Linked DNA regions of Homo sapiens: region 1 is linked to region 2. Evidence: chromatin loops called from intact Hi-C (ENCODE). Cell type or tissue: PC-9. All regions are shown on one strand.

Region 1 (2,500 bases), 470 kb after region 2:
TGGCGCTGAGTACGTCGTGGAGTCCACTGGCGTCTTCACCACCATGGAGAAGGCTGGGGTGAGTGCAGGAGGGCCCGCGGGAGGGGAAGCTGACTCAGCCCTGCAAAGGCAGGACCCGGGTTCATAACTGTCTGCTTCTCTGCTGTAGGCTCATTTGCAGGGGGGAGCCAAAAGGGTCATCATCTCTGCCCCCTCTGCTGATGCCCCCATGTTCGTCATGGGTGTGAACCATGAGAAGTATGACAACAGCCTCAAGATCATCAGGTGAGGAAGGCAGGGCCCGTGGAGAAGCGGCCAGCCTGGCACCCTATGGACACGCTCCCCTGACTTGCGCCCCGCTCCCTCTTTCTTTGCAGCAATGCCTCCTGCACCACCAACTGCTTAGCACCCCTGGCCAAGGTCATCCATGACAACTTTGGTATCGTGGAAGGACTCATGGTATGAGAGCTGGGGAATGGGACTGAGGCTCCCACCTTTCTCATCCAAGACTGGCTCCTCCCTGCCGGGGCTGCGTGCAACCCTGGGGTTGGGGGTTCTGGGGACTGGCTTTCCCATAATTTCCTTTCAAGGTGGGGAGGGAGGTAGAGGGGTGATGTGGGGAGTACGCTGCAGGGCCTCACTCCTTTTGCAGACCACAGTCCATGCCATCACTGCCACCCAGAAGACTGTGGATGGCCCCTCCGGGAAACTGTGGCGTGATGGCCGCGGGGCTCTCCAGAACATCATCCCTGCCTCTACTGGCGCTGCCAAGGCTGTGGGCAAGGTCATCCCTGAGCTGAACGGGAAGCTCACTGGCATGGCCTTCCGTGTCCCCACTGCCAACGTGTCAGTGGTGGACCTGACCTGCCGTCTAGAAAAACCTGCCAAATATGATGACATCAAGAAGGTGGTGAAGCAGGCGTCGGAGGGCCCCCTCAAGGGCATCCTGGGCTACACTGAGCACCAGGTGGTCTCCTCTGACTTCAACAGCGACACCCACTCCTCCACCTTTGACGCTGGGGCTGGCATTGCCCTCAACGACCACTTTGTCAAGCTCATTTCCTGGTATGTGGCTGGGGCCAGAGACTGGCTCTTAAAAAGTGCAGGGTCTGGCGCCCTCTGGTGGCTGGCTCAGAAAAAGGGCCCTGACAACTCTTTTCATCTTCTAGGTATGACAACGAATTTGGCTACAGCAACAGGGTGGTGGACCTCATGGCCCACATGGCCTCCAAGGAGTAAGACCCCTGGACCACCAGCCCCAGCAAGAGCACAAGAGGAAGAGAGAGACCCTCACTGCTGGGGAGTCCCTGCCACACTCAGTCCCCCACCACACTGAATCTCCCCTCCTCACAGTTGCCATGTAGACCCCTTGAAGAGGGGAGGGGCCTAGGGAGCCGCACCTTGTCATGTACCATCAATAAAGTACCCTGTGCTCAACCAGTTACTTGTCCTGTCTTATTCTAGGGTCTGGGGCAGAGGGGAGGGAAGCTGGGCTTGTGTCAAGGTGAGACATTCTTGCTGGGGAGGGACCTGGTATGTTCTCCTCAGACTGAGGGTAGGGCCTCCAAACAGCCTTGCTTGCTTCGAGAACCATTTGCTTCCCGCTCAGACGTCTTGAGTGCTACAGGAAGCTGGCACCACTACTTCAGAGAACAAGGCCTTTTCCTCTCCTCGCTCCAGTCCTAGGCTATCTGCTGTTGGCCAAACATGGAAGAAGCTATTCTGTGGGCAGCCCCAGGGAGGCTGACAGGTGGAGGAAGTCAGGGCTCGCACTGGGCTCTGACGCTGACTGGTTAGTGGAGCTCAGCCTGGAGCTGAGCTGCAGCGGGCAATTCCAGCTTGGCCTCCGCAGCTGTGAGGTCTTGAGCACGTGCTCTATTGCTTTCTGTGCCCTCGTGTCTTATCTGAGGACATCGTGGCCAGCCCCTAAGGTCTTCAAGCAGGATTCATCTAGGTAAACCAAGTACCTAAAACCATGCCCAAGGCGGTAAGGACTATATAATGTTTAAAAATCGGTAAAAATGCCCACCTCGCATAGTTTTGAGGAAGATGAACTGAGATGTGTCAGGGTGACTTATTTCCATCATCGTCCTTAGGGGAACTTGGGTAGGGGCAAGGCGTGTAGCTGGGACCTAGGTCCAGACCCCTGGCTCTGCCACTGAACGGCTCAGTTGCTTTGGGCAGTTACTCCCGGGCCTCACTTTGCACGTGTGCTTACCTAGTGGAGACAAAAGTACATACCTCGGTAGAGCGCGCACGCCTGTAACCCCAGCACTTTGGGAGGCCAAGGTGGGTGTATCACCTGAGGTCAGGAGTTTGAGACCAGCCTGGCCAACATGGTGAAACTCCGTCTCTACTAAAATTACAAAAATCAGCCAGGCTTCATGGCACATGCCTATAGTCCCAGCTACAGGCATGCTGAAGCAGGAGAATCGCTTGCACCCCGGAGGCAGAGGCTGCAGTGAGCTGAGACCACACCACTGCACTCCAGCCTAGGCAACAGAGTATGAGACTCCATCTC
Region 2 (2,500 bases):
CCAATAAATATAATCCTCCTACAAGATCTTGAGGTCCTCAATAATTTTTAAGAGTGTAAAGGCATTCAAGACCAAAAAGCGAGAACCACTTTTTGTTCTGATGGGAAAGGCATGAGGCAGAGAACTAATCCTCGCTCTGCCATGACACGGTTGGTGGGGGTCAGAGTGGGATCAGTCCTCTGATCAGAGGAGTCTATCCTAGCCCTGGAAGTTCTGGAGTGCTGCACCATCCCTCCACTTCCTGTGCCCTGGTTGCCTCATTTATAAAATGGCAGTAATATTTGCACTGTCCACCTGCCAGGGTCATTTCCAGAGAAACAGTGAAAAGTATGGATTGCTATCCAGTGTGATTCCAGGACCACCAAGAACAAGAGGAAGTGGCCCACACATGCAGAGTCCCAGTGTCCAGGGGAAGAATCTGGTGGTTTCCTGAGCAACCTTTCCCGGGCAGGCTTTCTCTTAGCTGAGAGTGCCAATCTGGCTCTTCCCTTACTGCCCACAGTGGGCACCCAGGGAGACACCCCTGCTCCCGGGCCTTGTTTCAGCCGGGAGATTGGACAGCAAACCTGCTCCTTCCCCAGCCCCACAAGAGCCCACCCCAGTCTAGAGGCCCTTGGGATAGCAGAGCCCAGCAGGAAGAATCCCCAGGGCCAAGAAGGGGCATCCAGAAAACAAACACCAGCCTCATAAACAAGAGAGGCCTGTTTCTCGCTCTGGGGGTGTAGGCCATGAGGAGAAAGGAATTCTTCTCCCACCACACAAAGCCATTCTACCCAGAGCACAAGGGGTACTTTGTAAGGGTCGGGCCGCAGGGAGCCAGTACCCCGTGAGGGCACCTACCTTCACCAGCAGCCTCCCGCGGCCATCCCAGTCCATCTGCAGGTCCTCCCCGTAGCTGAGGCGCACGGAGGCCGTCACTGTATGCTGGATGCGGAGGTCACCTGGAACCCAGCAGGACAGGACTCAGGCAGAGGTGGGGAGAGGACAGGGTGGTGGCAGGCAGATGTATTTGGGAGGAAATGGGGTGTCTCAAAAGGATGGTAGCACTGAAGAGCAATGACTTAGGGGCAGATGGGGTGGCCATGAGGTTTAAGGGGGTGTCAGGAGGAAGGGTGATCAAGGTGGACAGAGCGCAAATAGGGTCCCCCAGGAAGAAGCCTCTGCACCCCCCGCTATGACCTGCCATTCCCCCTACTGCCACAGGAGGGAGGCAGAGGCTCCTGCATCCTGGGCTGTAGGCAGGTGCCCTGGAGCAGAGGGGGATCTCTTTAGCATTGACACCACGACATCTGAATGTGCCTGGGACACTCTGCCACTGCACACCACCTCATGTCTGAGCGATGCTGTGTACGACACTGAATACAGCAATTGTTGCTTCTGTGGGAAGGTGGCGACAGATAGGAGCACACCCCTTGCCCTGGGGGAACAAACATATCTTATAAGGAGACACACAGCATAACACCCATGGACGTGCTGGGTACCCACTAGCCCAAGTTCATCCGCTGTGTGCAATGCTAGGATAATGGGCGACAAAGTGGCCAGCAGTTGTGGAGAAGAAGGAAGAGTCTGAGAGCCACTTTGAGTGTGAAGTTTGGGAGCTTTACCATGCAAAAGCAGGTTTGCTTTGACCGGCACAGTGCAACCCAGGTGAAGATACTGGACAGGTAGGTTTTTTGCTACCTCTAGACAGGCCAGAGGGTCACCTGGCCTCGCCCCAAGTGGCATCCTCTGGTGTGACATCACCAGCCACCCCCGATCTCTCAGCATCAGCCTCTGCCCCTGTCCCACCCCAGAGCAAACCAGAACCACCTGCCCAAGACTCAACTCGCCCCTTTGGTTCAAGCCAAATAAAAATCCTCTCGGTTCCCTTTTCCCATCTACACTCTGTCCCAGGTCTAGAGCAACCTCTTCATCTATAGGCTTCCTTCTCTAGTCTTCCTCCTCCAGGAAGCCTTCCTTTCTTGGAGGGATGCATGCCAAGCACCCCACCCTGCCCTCCAAAAATAACTCTCCATCACATTCCCATGGAAGAGGCATGCAGGTCCTTAAGGACAGTGGCCAGGGTTGAGAAGGAGGGTGCTAAGGGATGGGCTGTGCCAGCCCCAGGCCTGATGGAGCAGGACGAAGCATACCTTTCAGGAGGGGGAGCTGGACGTCCTGGCCATCCATGGCAACTCCTGCCCCATGCTTCAGTTTCACAAGGCTGTTGTGCAGGCCAGGCAGCCGGACGGTGACGGAGCGGGTGCACACAGCGTCGCGGTCATCAGCACACTGCCAAGAGGGAACACAGGGTGACTTTGCTGCACCCCCTGCCTATCCAGCTCCCCAGCCCAGGACCCTCTTAATCAGAGAAAGGCCTCAACCCGAGAGCCTCTGGCCTTCTCATAACCTACAACTCCATTCTCCCAGAATACTCCATGTGAATGGGGCCCCCTAGAGTTGTGCAGCAAGAAGGCTTGCTAAGTGCATCCTTGCACACGCCTTCTCCCAGCCTGGCCCA

What was found. Hi-C counts contacts between places; a loop is a spot of excess contacts. Peaks named below come from ENCODE experiments on the same cell type or tissue, not always from the same donor. Only the 100,000 strongest peaks of a DNase experiment are listed, where the experiment ranks them.
Region 1: a loop joins it to region 2, with 3 times the contacts of the local background. A loop is called at or near these places in 4 of 110 quality-filtered maps.

What each region holds. Positions count from the first base shown.
Region 1 is chr12:6,536,953-6,539,452 of GRCh38, forward strand. GAPDH (glyceraldehyde-3-phosphate dehydrogenase) reads left to right here. Exons shown (of 9, transcript NM_002046.7): 5 at 1-58; 6 at 149-264; 7 at 357-438; 8 at 632-1,044; 9 at 1,149-1,419. The coding sequence ends at 1,218. It also overlaps a transcript of IFFO1 not described here. Among named protein-coding and RNA genes, the nearest start is that of GAPDH, 3.7 kb to the left of the region's middle. RefSeq lists an enhancer at 1-440. In PC-9, CTCF peaks have their summits at 1,104 (motif pointing left) and 1,306; a DNase peak (open chromatin) is centred at 1,079; H3K4me3 peaks cover 293 bases; H3K27ac peaks cover 1,261 bases.
Region 2 is chr12:6,062,114-6,064,613 of GRCh38, forward strand. It overlaps VWF (von Willebrand factor), which reads right to left. Exons shown (of 52, transcript NM_000552.5): 12 at 2,133-2,271; 13 at 841-941. Among named protein-coding and RNA genes, the nearest start is that of SNORA120, 23 kb to the left of the region's middle. In PC-9, CTCF peaks have their summits at 1,181 (motif pointing right) and 1,384; a DNase peak (open chromatin) is centred at 1,288.